Regions from separate parts of the Homo sapiens genome. Here region 2 is linked to region 1. A link is a loop called in an ENCODE intact Hi-C map of the cell type or tissue named here. Cell type or tissue: mammary epithelial cell. All regions are shown on one strand.

Region 1 (8,000 bases):
TCCCAGAACTTAAAGTAAAATAAAAATACAATTAAAAAGGTGGCTTATGCGTGGACAATTGTTCACTGCTCTATTAGAACTAGAACTGGAGTTTCATCATCTCAGTGAGTGGAATAATATAAACACGAATGATTAGGTCAAAATAAAGCATTCAAACCAGCAGTCACCTGGAAGCACTTGTTAAAATGCAGATTCATGGCCCCAGACAATCTAATTCAATAAAGACCAGGATAAGACCCTGGAATCTGCATGATAACAAGCACCTCAGGAGGAATGATGCAGGTGATCCTGGAAACCTTATCTGAGAAACACTGGTCTAAATTTACTCAGACACAGGTTAAGTGGAAATATTTCAAAAAATGGGAATGTGGGGGAGAACATCTTAAAAACTGCTGGCCTGGGGGTCTCATACTTAAGCTTAAATTGATGTATTTTATTAGTTGCTGGCTCCCAGCTTAGTCCTGAGAATATGTTTTCCATCCCTTCAAGAACATGGAATGACAAGAGAGGAGGAAGGGATAAAGAATGAGAAGGAAGAAGAATATTTCTGTTTTTCTCTCTCTACAGGTAGATTCCTTGTACTTTCATGCTAATGAACCCAAGTAAGGCTGTCTGGATGCTGAAGGCTCTCACTGCCCCGGAGTCAGCCCAGAACCATGAAGGCAGGCTGTGGCTGGCAGAAAGGACTGCCACTCCCTCTCAATACACCCTGCTTATTTCTCATTAACTGGATCTGAAGGCAGCCAAAATATCGATTAACTTAGGGGTTAATTTGTGTGGTTCTGATTAGTCAAGATTTTCTTGATTGAATACAAAAGGCTTTCATTTTAAAAAATCAAAAATTATAAATTTTAAAGAATATTTAGTGCAAATTAAGAACAGACTTTCTTTTTTTACTCTAAGTTCTAGGATACATGTGCAGGATGTGCAGGTTTGTTACACAGGTAAACATGTGCCATTGTTGTTTGCTGCACCTATCACCCATCACCTAGGGATTAAGTCCAGCATGCATTAGCTATCTTTCTTGATGCTCTCCCTCCCCCAACAGGATCCAGTGTGTGTTGTTCCCCCCAGTGTGTACCTGTGTTCTCATTGTTCACCTCCCACTTATAAGTGAGAACATGCAGTGTTTAGTTTTCTGTTCCTGTGTGAGTTTGCTGAGCACGATGGCTTCCAGCTCCATTCATATCCCTGCAAAGGACATGATCTCATTCCTTTTTATGGTTGCACAGTATTCCGTGGTGTATATGTACCACATTTTCTTTATCCAGTCTATCATTGATGAGCATTTGGGTTAATTCTATGTCTTTGTTATTGTGACTAGTGCTGCAACGAACATACACATGCATGTATTTTTATAATAGAATGATTTATATTCCTTTGGGTATATACCTAGTAATGTGATTGCTGGGTCAAATGATATTTCTGTTCTAGATCCTTGAGGAATCACCACACCGTCTTCCACAATGGTTGAACTAATTTACATTCCCACCAATAATGTAAAAGCATTCCTGTTTCTCCACAGCCTCGCCAGCATCTGTTTTTTCTTGACTTTTTAATAATTCCCATTCTGACTGGTGTGAAATGGTATCTCATTGTGGTTTTGATTTGCATTTCTCTAATGATCAGTGATGAGCTTTTTTTCATATGTTGGTTGGCTGCATGAATGTCTTCTTTTGAGAAGTGTCTAGAACAGACTTTCTTATAAAAACCAATGCAGCATGCTTTCTTGTGAAATGTAACAAGAAATATTTAAAAAATAAAACTAACCATAGATCCCACAGCCACTGAAATGACAATAAAGAAATACTGTGAATAACTCCACATACATAAGTTCAACAACTTAGATGGAATGGATCAATTCCTTAAAAACCACGAACTACCCAAACTCACTCAAAATGAGACAGATAACCTGAATAGTACTAATTTATAGTTTAAAAATTTTACAAACGAAATCTCCAAGCCAAGATGGTTTCACTGGCAACTTCTACCACACATATAAGAAATAACACTAAATATGCACAATCTCTTCCAGAAAAGAGGAGGGAATATATCCCGCCTAATTTTATGAGCCCATTTTTACCCTGATATCAAAACCAGACAAAGACAGTATAAAAATTAAATCTACAAACTAATATCTCTCATCAATTTATTTACTTATTTATTATTTATTTATTTGACAAGGCCTCGCTCTGTCACCCAGCCTGGAATGTAGTGGCATGATCACAGCTCACTGCAGCCTCCACCTCCCAGGCTCAGGTGATCCTCCCACCTTAGCCTCCCAAGTAGCTGGGACTGTAGGCATGCACCACCCCTGGCTAATTTTTGTCTTTTTGGTAGAGATGAGGTTTTGTCATGTTGCCCAGGCTGTTTCTCATGAATCTAAATGTCAAAATATTCAACAAAATATTAACAAATGGAATCCAGCAATATATAAAAGAACTTATACACCACAACCAAGTAAGATTTATTCTAGTTACGCAAGATTGCTTCATCATTCAAAAAATCATTCAAAGTTATCCACTGTGTCAATAAGCTAAGGAGAAATATCATATGATAATGTAAATTGACACAGAAAAAATATTTGACAAACTACAACACTACCTCATGATAAAAATTATCTGCAAGTTAGGAATAGAGGGAATCACTTCAACCTGATAAAGAGCATCAACAAAAACCTGCATCTAATATCATACTTAATGGGGAAAAACTGAATACTTTGCCCCTAAGGTCAGGAACAAAGCCAGGGAAGGATGTCCACTATCACCACAGTATACGTCATAACACTAGAACTTCTAGACTCTGCAATAACGCATGAAAAATAAATAAAATACATACAGATTGGAAGGAAGACATAAAACTTTCCCTATTTGCAGTTTACACAATTGTCTATATAGAAAACCCAAGAAGTCTACCAAAAGCTCCTTTAAGGAATCAGTGAGTGTATTAGTCCACTAGCGCTACATAACACAATACTGCAGACTGAGGGGCTTAAACCGAAGAAATTTATTTTCTCACACTTCTATAAGCTAGAAGTCCAAGAGCAAGGTGCTAGCAAGTTGATTTCTGGTGAGTCCTCTCTCCTTTGCTTGCAGATCACTGCCTTCTTGCTTACATGATGTTTTCTCTACACTTGCATTCCTGGTATCTTCTCCTCTTCTTATAAGGACACTAGTCCTATTGGATTGGAGACCCACCATTATGACCTCATTTAACCTTAATTACATCCTTAAAACCCCTATCTCCAAATACAGTTAACTGGCTTCAATATGTAAATTTTTGGGGAAAACATAATACTGAGTTTAAACACATTCTAGAATATAAGGTCAATACAAAAAATCATGTATATTTATAAAGATAGTAATAAACAATCAGAAACAAACAAAAAATGATAAGAGCTCCCCCCCAAAAAGAGATACGTATAAATAATTTTAACAAAACATACATAGAATCTATGTGCTGAAAACACTAAAATGCTGATGAAATAACTCAAAGAAGACCTCAATATATGGAGAAACATACTATGTTCATGGATTGGCAGACTCAACAAGAAAAAGGACAATTTTACCCAAATCAATCTATGCTTTTGATGTAATGTCAATCAAAACTCTAGCAGAATTTTTTGCAGATATTTGACAAGCTGATTTTGAAATTCATATAAAAGGCAATGAAACTAGCATAGCCAAAAGAAAATTGGCTTTGGAAGAATCCCACTATCTAATTTTAAGACTTATAAGAATCAAGACAGTGTGGTATTGGCAGAGGGAGAGACACATAGATCAACAGAACAGAATAGAAAGTACAGAAATAGACACAAATCAATCTTGTTTGTCAAATGTGCAAAGGAAATTCAATGAAGAAATGATAGTGTTTTCAACAAATTGTGTTGGCATTTATACACACAAAAACATGAACCTCAACCCTGCAGCTAGTTGTAACCATGTAACTAGGTTTTGGGCAGTGGGATATAAGTAATTACTTAAAGATGAAGCTGTTGAGATTCTCCTAATCCTCCAGCCCCTCTCCTGGAGGTGGTGCTGGCGAGCTACTTTCAACCACGAAGTTGAGAACAACTGGAGCAGGAGCCTTAACCCAAAGAACAGCCACATGTTGAAGGCAGACATGCTGGGCCAGTTGGAAACCTTGATGACCTTATGAAGCAGAGCTCACCTTTCTGCCCTGGACTGTTTACCTGAGGCAAAAATAATCTTTGAACTCACGTAGGCTAATGCACTTGGGGATCTTTGTTATAATGAATATACATATGCATTGCAGAAAAATATAAAGGGTAAAATAAAAGTCATTCAGGGTCTCACTACCCAAGAGAGACATACTTTGATCTCACCTTGGCCCTTTCAATATGCTGCTAGGGTAAACTTCCGAAAAAAAAAAAAAGTTGGCTGGGCACGGTGGCTCACGCCTGTAATCCCAGCACTTTGGGAGGCCGAGGCGGGTGGATCACCTGAGGTTGGGAGTTCGAGACCAGCCAGACCAACATGGAGAAACCCCATCTCTACTAAAAATACAAAAATTAGCCAGGCGCGGTGGTGCATGCCTGTAATCCCAGCTACTTGGAAGGCTGAGACAGGAGAATCGCTTGAACCTGGGAGGCGGAGGTTGCAGTGAGCCGAGATTGCGCCATTGCACTCCAACCTGGGCAACAAGAGTGAAACTCTGTCTCAAAAAAAAAAAAAAAAAAAGTTAATAAGCTTGTCTAGCATTGCAGTAGATATCCTGAAGAACCTTGGATTTGGGGAGTAAGGTATAGGAATCTATTTCCTTTTCAGCCCTTAGATTGCAATAACTCTCCCTGGAGATTGTGCCACTAACATGACTACTCAGTGCCAGAGTCAACCAGATTGTGACTGGCTGACAGACAAGCAGCCAGTCCTTGCTAAATACATGTCCCTGCACCATACCCAGCAAGAGGAATGAGTATAATATAATAGTTAGGATCGTGGTCTTTGCAGTTGAAAAGTCATGGGTTCAAGTCCTAGCTTTGCTTCTTCCTACCTGTGTAACCTTGGGCAGGTGTGTAAACTTGTCTGAATTTCAATTTCCGCTTCTCTAAAATGAGAACAGATAGTAGCACCTCCCTCTTAAGCTTGTTGTGAGAATTAAACATGATGATACATGTGAAGTGATATAGAGCCTGGCACATAATACATACTCCATAAATGGGTGCTATTGCATCATCCATTCATGCATCATGTGTAAATTAAGTGTCTACTATATGCCTGGCACCTTTCTAGGCAATGGCAACATAGCAGTGAGTGACACAATAAAGATCTTTGCTCTCATGAATCTTACTTTCTACTTGAGGAGAAGGACTATAAACGCAATGTTTAAATAACAGTAGATCTGATGCAATTAAGACGGATAGAGAGTGACTTATTGTTAGTCATAACAATAGCTTTGTCCTGTGTGAGGATGGTTGGATTCAGTTGCCTCCCTCAGTCCTGCCAGGATTCATGTAGACAGCTGGGCAGGGCTGGTGTGGGCAGGGAGGACATGAGTGGACACTACACAGAATTCGTACAGTCAACAACTTTGTGAGCCATGGCAGGTGTCCCACTGTGAAACATGGCTGAAACCTTCACCTGCCAGACCCCTGGGATCACAGGGCAAGAGGAGGAGCCTAGGTTTCCAAGGACACAGGCATGAGGCAGAAGTCTGGAGTACACTAACAAGGTTTCAGATTTGCTGGGCCCTCCCATAAGAGCCCAACTGGCCCCATTTGGGGACCAGTAGCAAACAGAGTTAATTTTTCTTAACTAGTGGATGACAGGGTGTTTCGATTCAGAACGAATTTCTCAATCCATACATCAAGAACTCAACAGCAGTTCTCAACCCTGCTTTTCTTCAGAATCACTTTTAAATCTATGAAAACGACATCACCCAAACCGTCATATCCCAGAAAGTCTGATTAGTGCAGCTCAGGGATGGAAACTGGGCATTCTTGCAATGCAATGTTCCAAGGTGATTTAATGTGCGCTCAATGTTTGGAACCACTGATTTCACCCTTAAACCAAATCACAAAGCACTTCGTGCCCCCAGACAGTCATGGTCCAAATGCTGCACCATGGTAGGGTCAGCCTGCAATCTCCCTCCGCAGAGTTTGGAGAAGGGTGGCCACAGTAAAGGATTAGAAACATTCCCATGGGAGAAGCAGGCTTGTTCCCACCGACTTCCTCAGTCATGCCGTCTTTCTAGTGAGCGTTCTTCCTCCTCTCCGTGGCCTCTCCAAGGTTCAACCAATCTTCAGTCTCTCTACATCCAAATCCTCTTCTGGGGCAATAGCAGCCCACAAGGCCTCTGCTTTCTTTGAAATCTGGCCCCTCTTAATAGTAACAGGGCTTTCCAGTTTATAAAGTACCATGGCATTTATTTTGGCATTTAACTTTCCAAGCACCCTATTAAACAGATAAAATTATTTTACAAAGGGAGAGGCCACAACTTTAGAATACTAAGTGATTCACAAACCCTCCTTAGCCCATAACTGGCAGGTCTGGGACCTACGTCTCCGTTTTCCAAAGTGTTCTCAATTTCTCCCCAACCTGGCCAGTTCTCTTACGAAGTGTCCCAGCACCTGACCATTTAACTTCCATAAGCGTCAAGATTGTCAGTTTAACCTTTCTAAATGCTCGATCACAAAAATCACATTGTTTGCCTCTTCTGTCACTCATCGTGTTAATTCGTTCATTATAGTACCCATTTAAATGAATTTATTAAATATAAATTATTCACCTAGTGTCAGCTGAAAATGATGTTATCTACCAAAAAAAAAAAAAAATCAAAACGTATTTTCTGGAAAAGAGACTGACTACACAAAGCAATGCACACTTTTCTAACTTTAGTTCGAAATCCTAAATTCAGAGAGTTGACAACAACATGAGCCAGGGTGAGCTGACCTTTCCCGGTTGCTTTGCTGCAAGCACAGGATTGTGAGGGTTTGGGGTCACGAGGGTTTGGGTACTGTCATATTTTTAACAGGGCCCTTCATGGAATTGAGTCTTTCCACACATAAGCTCCTGCACTGGCATTCATTTAGTATAGGTGCTAAAAGGTCTCAGAAGAGCAGCAAAGCACTTTCTCTGGAAGGTCACTGGCCCCGTCACTTTAACATTCCCTTGCAGAAAAATTATAAATGAGTCATCGAGGACACTGAATCACGTGGAAGAGACTTTCAAATAATTTGCACATTGAATAAAAAGACACTGCCTTTACCTCATCCCCAGGATGAATTCTTGGGGCCCATCACTTTAAAGTGCCTTGATAGAAATTATCAGAACTCAATTCATTAGGCAATTGTTAATTTCATTCAAATCCGAAGGTCAGTGGCACAATAGGGCTTGGCATAGGTTCCTATGCTTCTTTCACGTGGCTCAGATTTCCTCATCATTCACAGCAGTTAGAGAAGCAGCTCTGTTGCAAGGAGGGAACGGGGTGGGGGTGAGGCGGGGGGAACTGCCAGCTGTGGCATTGTGTGGACCAGGAGATATTTCCAATTAGGCGAGAGTGGGAGGTTGCCTCATGAGAGATAGGAAGATGACTACTCCCTTGCACTACAAAAGGGAAGAGAATTTGACTCTCTAGGGAGAGTTTGCAGTTGAGAAATGGCTGCATTTCCACTCAGTTGCCTGAAAGGACTCCTTGCAGCAGGTCAGCATACAGAACTTCTCTTCCCTGCCGCTGAGCTGAGGCTGAGCTGAAGCTGAGCATGGTGAGATCACAGGGGACGCTGCAGTTCCCAGAGCCCCCCGGCTGCTGCCTATCTCTGTACCTTTGCAGAGTCTCTCCCCCTGTCCTGGATGGGACCAACGGCGGATTAGACACTGCAGAAGAAAAGAGGTGTGAACCCAAAGGTGAAGACGTAGCAAAAAAAGAAACAAGACAAAACAAAAAACTATCCAAAATGTAGAATAGAAAGAGAAAAAAAACTTTAAAAATGAACAAAATATCAGTGACTTGTGAGACAAATCAGGCAGTCTAATATATTC
Region 2 (8,000 bases), 120 kb before region 1:
AGCTGGGACTGTTGGCTGGAGCACCGGTGCACCCCTTGCGCATGGCTCTGGCTCTGCATGTCACAGGAGCCAGGTTCCAAGAGGAAGTGTCACAAGAGCAAGCAAATGAAGAGCTCAAGAAGGTATGTGGCCTTTTGTGACCTAGCCTGGGGCATCACAGAGCATCACACTCACTACATTCTAGAAGTTGAAGCTGGCGCAAGTTGGCTGAGACTCGGGGGGAGAGGACATAGAGCCCACTTCTCCATGACATTTGCTCGGACGGGGGGTCCCAACTGCCCCAATAGCTTTGGACATCCCATGTGCATTGCTTGAATGAGCAGGACCCCAGGGTTCTTCCAGAGGAGCAGAAGTCTCAGGTTGGTTTTGTTCACTCTGCTGGGTACACCTAACTGAAAGGACTCTAAGAACCCATGCCTCTTTCATAGGGACTGCAGCTCAGGACTTTGAAGTGACTTGCAAAGGCCACACCGCCAGGACCAGAGCCTGCTTCTCCATCCCTTCCTCCTGACACAGCCGCTGATAAATGCCATTACCTGAATTCCATGCTGAGTTGCTATTCTTATCCCACGGAGGCTGCCTGTGTGCCATTGTTTTAATTACAGGCTGTTATTTCATTTGAAAAGTCAGCGATAGGATTAAGGGTACTGTCATTTTAAAAGCCAGATTCCTGGCCTAAAACCGCTCAGTGAATCAGAGGACAAATGTTCCCATTGTGCTGGTTAAAAATAGGAGCAATGGAAAAAGTGACAGAATGCGATGAATACCATTAAAGTGTAATTACATTTACTGTAGATGTGAGCCTCAGGAAGAGTCTATCCCAGGCAGGGAAGCTTGGTCAGAGCCTGTGACATGAAAAACCCAAAGCCTCCGTGGACGGCCCATTTCAGGTTTTGAGTGTTTATACTGTATATTGTTACATATCGTTCTTGGGAGCCATCCACCTTATTAGGGGTACTTGAAAGAACTGTGTCTTTCCAAAGGAAAATAAGAACCACGTAGCTCACCTTGATTCTCAGAATGTAGCTTTCCTGTATTTCTCATGAGGAACATTATACAGTTTCTGTATTTTTTGCCTCAATAGTCAAATGTAGTAGCTGAGTTGGACATATCTGAAAGGCAGGGCTAATTTTTTTCTTTTAATGAAAACAGTTCGTGTTTTTCTAATTTTAAAACAACACATTCTTGCCATATAATTTTTTTTTAAATGTACAAAGAAAGTAAACGTTAGTCTAAATCCAGCCACCCACAGATAAAGCACTACTAACATTTTGGTGAATATCCTTTCAAACTACAATCTTTATGTGGATTTATAGATAGTGCTTTTTTGTTGCTGTTGTCAAAGCTCAGCAATATATTCTGAACCTACTTTTTATGATAATAAATGTAGAGTTACATTACTATGTCTAATGACTATCTGGTATTCTGTAGGATCAACCTATCAGAATTTATTAATCATAACATGATTAATCAAGTATAATTTTGGCTCACATCTAAAAATTATTCTTTTTCTCTAATGAATGACAAATTATTTCTAATATCTCTCTATATAAATACATGTGTATGTATATGTGTGTGTATATATGTATACATATGTATATACACACACACACCATGCTTTGATGAACATGTATCCAAATGCACTTGGCAAATTATTTTCTTAGAATATATTTCTAGAATATATATTTCTAGAAATGGACTTGCTGGGTAAAAGATATTTGCATCTACTTTTTTTTTTTTATGAGACAGAGTCTCACTCTGTTGCCCAGGTGGAGCGCAGTGGCACAATCTCGGCTCATGCAAACCCCCCCACCCCCCCAGGTTCATGTGATTCTCCTGGCTTAGCCTCCTGAGTAGCTGAGATTACAGGTGCCCACCACCACGCCCGGCTAATTTTTGTATTTTCATTTTTTTTTTTTTTTTGAGACGGAGTCTCACTCTGTCGCCCAGGCTGGAGTGCAGTGGTGCAATCTCGGCTCACTGCAAGCTCCGCCTCCCGGGTTCACGCCATTCTCCTGCCTCAGGCTCCTGAGCAGCTGGGACCACAGGCACCTGCCACCACGCCCAGCTAATTTTTTGTATTTTTAGTAGAGATAGGGTTTCACCGTGCTAACCAGGATGGTCTTGATCTCCTGACCTCATGATCCACCCGCCTTGGCCTCCCAAAGTGCTGGGATTACAGGCGTGAGCCACTGCACCCGGCCAAATTTTTGTATTTTTGGTAGGGACGGGTTTTACCATGTTGGCCAGGCTGGTCTTGAACTCCTGACCTCAGGTGATCCTCCCTTCTCAGCCTCCCAAAGTGTTGGGATTACAGGCGTGAGCCACCATGCTCAGCCTGCATTTGCTATTTTGATATCTATTACCAAATTTTTCTTTGGAAATGTGCCAGTTTACACTCCCACAAATACTTTTGTCAGCATTAGTTAGGTATTACATGTTTTTAAATCCTCATTAATTCAGCAAACAATTTTATTTTAATTGCCATATAGCTTGCTATGTGTATGTCTCTTGAAGAATTACCTGTTCTTTTTATTGAGGTCTTTATTTTTTATTGACTTGTAACTGTTCATTGCATCTTAAAAATAGTAGCACTTTGTTGTGTGCTTACTGTTGTTTTCCCTCAGTTTTTCTTGGTTTTGAACTAGTTTTTGTTTTGTTTTTGTTTTTTGCCATATAGAAGGGTTACAAAGTTAAATATTTCCATGTTTTCCATTATAGCTTCTGGTAGTAACTAGAATTTACCTAAGCCCAGAAGAATAAAAAGTCACCTGTGTTTTATTCTGGCTTTATACTGTTTTCATTTGTTCTGTTATAATTTTTGTATAAGAAATCCAGGAATCTATTTTGCTTCTGAAGTGGCTGTCCAATCAGGATTTACCTTTTACCACTTGGTTGGAGAGGTGGGGGAAGAAGAGACTGGAGGAAATAGAAGCTGAAGACAGGACTAGATGTGTCTCCCTCCCCAGCCTCCTTTCTCTGCAGAGGTGGAGGAATCACGGAAGCTATCGTGGCTTTAGGTGTTGACTTTTGTCAATGTTTGCTGAAGCCAGGAGTGAAATTGAGACAATATTCCGATTCTTGGAACCTGAGTTAGCGTTAAAGGGGATGACAAACAGGCTGTTGTTAGGAGGTAGTTCCATGTAATAGGAAGAGTTTCCACCTCCCTCAGAGGCTGCCTTTCTCGTTTCTCCAAATGATTTCGCGGTTGGCCTAAGTTTCCTTTACTTCTCCCTACGATGGTGTAACATTAGCTTGAATGCTGACGCTATGTGGTGGTGAGCGGCAGTGGGTGTATCTTGCCCATAAACCCTTGGAGGACAGTGGAGGACAGGGACTGACCAACTCACCCAAGGGTCCTCTGCATGCACATGGTCCCTGCACATGGCACATAGTTGGTGCTCAGAAGGCCTTTGCTGGAACAAAGGAAAACACAAGCACCCACAGCAGTGATGGCTGATTTTGTCGGGTCTGCAATGGAGATTAGTCACCACTAGGTGTCATGGTGAGTCAAGAAACATTTTGGCTCATGGTTACAAATTATGCGTTTACTGTATTCATCTTCGTGCATGCACACATGCAATGTTTTACAAAGCATCTGTTGAGTGTCTACGGCACAACACACACGTTCTGGTGCTGGAGATCCTGCCCTGGCTGAGCTTCTGGACCTGGTGGGGAGAAATCCACAATGAGTACTGAGACGACCGGCAAAAGCCCGGTGAAGGCACCTAGGAGTAGGGCCTGCTTACCCTGGAGGAGTCGGGAGCAGCTTCCACAGCAAGGAGGCTTCTAAGGTAAGTTTTGAAGAGTAAGGGTAGGTAAAACAAACCAACCAACCAACCCAGTTTATACTTTCTCCCAGGAAGTTCAGCACAGAATGGCAGCCTGAAGGCTGGCCCAGATTTTGTTCTTGTTGAGGACAGAGCTTTTACATTTTGTCCAGTGGCTTTGGCAGAGGTTTGTGTGTCTTTTGAAGAATTACCTATTCTTCATCCGTTTTTTAAAATTGAGGCATTCCTGCATATTAAAGACACTTAACACTTTGCTGTGTGTTTACTGTTATTTTTCCTTCGTTTATCTTTGTTTTGAACTTGTTTTTGTTTTATTTTATTTTCCTGAGTTTCTGACGTTTATTTCATTTGCGTTAAGTTTCCTTGACTTCTCCCTACAGTGCTACAATATTAATGCTAGTGCTGACTCTATGTTTTTTTTTTTTATTGTCTGGATATTTGTTGCAGTTTAACGTTCAGATTTCTTTTTCTTTTTATTTTTTTGAGATGAAGTTTTGCTCTTGTTGCCCAGGCTGGAGTTCAATGGCACGATCTCGGCTCACCACAACCTCTGCCTCCCAGGTTCAAGCGATTATCCTGCCTCAGCCTCCCGAGTAGCTGGGATTACAGGCATGCGCCACCACACCCAGCTAATTTTGTATTTTTAGTAGAGACAGGGTTTCTCCATGTTGCTCAAGCTGGTCTCGAACTCCTAACCTCAAGTGATCCACCCGCCTTGGCCTCCCAAAGTGCTGGGATTACAGGTGTGAGCCACCACGCCCAGCCTAAAGTTCAGATTTCTAAGTTCATACTATCAGTATGACTACAATAATTACCTTGTTTGTCCTGGCCACCGTTAGGAAACAGCGGAGGTGGGCTAAGAGCAGGTTTGAGGCAGGGATGCAGTTGGCCCGTTCAGGTAGAGACTGGAAGACAGCACTGGGTTGGACCAGAGTCCTAGTCAGGAGCTGAGACCAGATAAGCCCCAGTGGGAGTGAGACTTACCCGGGGGCCTGGTCTGTGCCCTGACTGATAGAATTCTCACACAGGTCCTTTGGGGCCCTGCTGATCAGGGCAAAGCTTTGGGAGGTAGGCTGTGGCTGGAGGTGGCAGCTATGGGGGTCCCAGTGTACATGGTGTCAGACTGGCCCATCTCACTGCCCTTGTGCCATTAGGACTGGCAGCCAGACCACCCTAAGCTTGACCCTTAGCTCCCGCCACCTGGCTTTGAGCACCAAGCTCTCAAGAGGCACATATTTACTGTTGCTTCTTAACCTCAGTAGTTATTGCAAAAATACTAAATTATTCCTGTGATTATTTTTGAATTTTCTATTAAAAAATACCCTCATTCATAGTTAATATCCAGGATTCATGGCCCAGTGGGTCTTGAGTGAATGGTAACAGTATGATTACCTATAAAAGGTTGAATTCTAGAGACACCCACAGGTGGCCCAGCCAGGCTCAGCTTCCGTCATCTTCTGAAAGATGTTTTTGTCCATCTTACTTCCGATGGCAGAGGAAGTTTCCCAAACAAACTTCTCTCAAGAAAGTCAGGAAGATAGGACAGAATTTCCTCTCATTTTGCTTGAGATAATGGGGCTTTGAGGTCACTAACTCTTGAAATCTTCTTCCACCCAGATTTTTTGTTCTTTGTCAGCATGAGTACCTGGGATCTTACATGTAGCCCCTGCATCATTTCAGAAATGATCTCCAGTGCCCAGGCTCTGATGCCCAACAGACCTGAAGTTACATCCCAACCTGAACAGGCGGCTTTTGCTCTCCAGGCCTTCATTGCCCCACAGTGGGAACAATAATAATATGCACCTTCTAGGTACCCAAAAGCACAAGAGACAGTGAACGGAAAGTGCTTGGAAGCCCCGTGCCCAGGTGGTGCTGGCCCCAGCTGAACTGCGGGGATAGATGTTGAGTGTCCAGGTTCTAGCATCATAGAACAGAATCCGGCCTGTTGGGAAATCCTGCCTACAAGTATACCTCCATTAATTAGTGTCTTCTGTGAACATTTTTATTAAAAAAAGAAGAAAAGCTTCTCAACCCAAGCCCAAGGGCATGTCCTGATTTGTTGAAAGTAGTTGTAAGACCATTTCATTATTCACTCTACTTTTTCATATGTTGGAAATGTTTTATAAGAATAAATACAATAATATCAGGCTGTGTGCGGTGGCTCATGCCTGTAATCCTAGCACTTTGGCAGGCTGGCCAACATCATGAAAGCCTGTCTCTACTAAAAATACAAAAAATTAACTGGCATGGTGGCGCGCACCTGTAATCCCAGCTACTCGGGAGGCTGAGGCACAAGAATTGCTTGAGCTGGGGAGGCGCAGGTTTCAGTGAGCTGAGATTGTGTCACTGCACTCCATCCAGGCTGGGAGACAGAGTGAGACCTTGTCTCAAAGAAAAAAAAAAAGAAATACAAAGATATCAGCTTAAAACAAAAGAACTCATTTGAAATTTGCCAGTCTTTTAAATTTTGTTTTCTTTTTTTAATACTATTTGTTTTTGAGAGTCTCACTATGTTGCCCAGGCTGTTCTCAAACTCCTAGGCTCAGGTTCCTCCCATCTCAGCCTGTGGAGTATCTGGGATTACAGGCACATCCCGCTGCACCCAGCTTCCTTTCCTTATAAGTTCAATGAAACCGAATTGTATGCTTTTGCTTTTTAAAAAGCTGTGCACAAAAATGTCATTTTATATATTAATAATTATTTCCCTAAATCTATTCTTTTGCGTATAGGTTTGGAGAACCTCTGGAATGATACTCCCAAAATATTATTTTTTAAGAAATTATTTTTGGGTGGTGGCCTATTGGGTAAATTTTTCCTGAACTTTCTATTTTGTATTCTTGTCATTATTTGGATAGTTTTACAGAAACAAAAGTTGTATTCTGTGAACACAGAGGGAGAAAGAGAAATAATAAAATTATTTCCCCTTCCACTGAGCTGTATGCAGCAAGAGTTTGGGGGCAGTGAGGTCCCGGGGTCGGTGGAAAGAGGGGACAGGGAGCCACAGGGCGGGTGCTGAGGTGGACACAGCCTTGGGGAGCACATTGCCTACTCAGTCCATGCCCCCATCACACCCTTTGCCTGCAACGCGCCTCCAGCTCTGGAACTCATCCTCCACTAACCCGGCACCCACAGGCCAAGCTGTCACGCAAGGAAGCGGCCACGCGAGGGCGTGATCTACCAGGGATCCGTGCCTGGGTCTGTGCATCCTCCCTTCTGCAGCCAGAAGAAACCCCTTTGAAGAAGCGGGTGGATGACAAGCTTGCAATACACCGGGGAGGGGAGCAGCATCCCCAGAGGCTTTTCCATGCACCCTCTTTCTGAGCAGCTCTGGATACCCTGGGTCAGCTCCCACACAAATTGCTCATAACTCATTAGTCACCCTTAAAATTAATCTCTCCAACAGTGACATCCTGTACTCAGGCGGTGTCTTAACCCCCTGAAAATGCCTTCGTGGCAATGTCCCTGTGGCATAAGCATGCCCCATTTTGCAAGGGAGGGAATTAAATTTCAGAGAAGTTAAGCGATCCAGGGAATTTCAGTAGCAGAAATAAGTCTAGAACGGAGATTACCCAACTTGACTCAAATGGCAAAACGTTTGTCATGGGGAATTTAATTCTTTAAACCTTTTCGTTGCTTTATCTCCTTGCTTGGAATATTCACCATCCATGTGCCCACTAAATCCTGACTGCTCTGAGACCACGTTCTTCATGCCAGTCTTATCTCCCGTGCCTCCTGGGCTTAGGAATCTGATGAGCCTGAGTGTGGATCTGGGTCCTGCCCCCTGACTGTGTGGGGTTACCCGGATTCCCTGAACTTCGGTCTCCCCTCATGGAAAATGGGGATGGTATGCCTTCCTACATGAAGGCGATCTCAATATAGTTACCAGCTGGCGACTATACAGGCAGTTGTCAGTCAGCCTGTGGGACACATGGGTGGCTGGATCAGTCTGGCAGGAGCAGGTGGAGAGAATTACCAGGTGATATGCTGACCCCACGAGGACCAAGGACCGCACTGCTCAAGCCTTCACCTGCCACTTGGCATTAAAGCCTCTTTACCCTTGTCTCCCCAACCGGACAATACATTCCTAGGTGGGAGGGCCCCTGCCTTTCACTGCTGCTGTCTTGGAGCTAGGCAATGTAATTTCATGTATCAGATGACGGCTGTCAAGCACTAAGTTTTGTTTGTTCCTTCTGCTGTCTCCTAAGTTCA

Evidence for each region. Hi-C counts contacts between places; a loop is a spot of excess contacts. Peaks named below come from ENCODE experiments on the same cell type or tissue, not always from the same donor. Only the 100,000 strongest peaks of a DNase experiment are listed, where the experiment ranks them.
Region 2: a loop joins it to region 1, with 12 times the contacts of the local background. A loop is called at or near these places in 41 of 110 quality-filtered maps.

Annotation. Positions count from the first base shown.
Region 1 is chr2:100,726,431-100,734,430 of GRCh38, forward strand. It overlaps LOC105375310 (a long non-coding RNA gene), which reads right to left and starts at 7,428. Exons shown (of 3, transcript XR_001739612.2): 1 at 5,014-7,428. RefSeq lists a silencer at 3,917-4,211. In mammary epithelial cell, a CTCF peak has its summit at 4,033 (motif pointing right); DNase peaks (open chromatin) are centred at 4,051, 5,391 and 7,521; H3K27ac peaks cover 1,319 bases.
Region 2 is chr2:100,603,532-100,611,531 of GRCh38, forward strand. LINC01849 (long intergenic non-protein coding RNA 1849) reads left to right here and starts at 208. Exons shown (of 3, transcript NR_146956.1): 1 at 208-359; 2 at 3,596-3,794; 3 at 5,409-5,827. RefSeq lists an enhancer at 210-853. In mammary epithelial cell, CTCF peaks have their summits at 3,491 (motif pointing right) and 6,947; no DNase peak of the experiment used is centred here.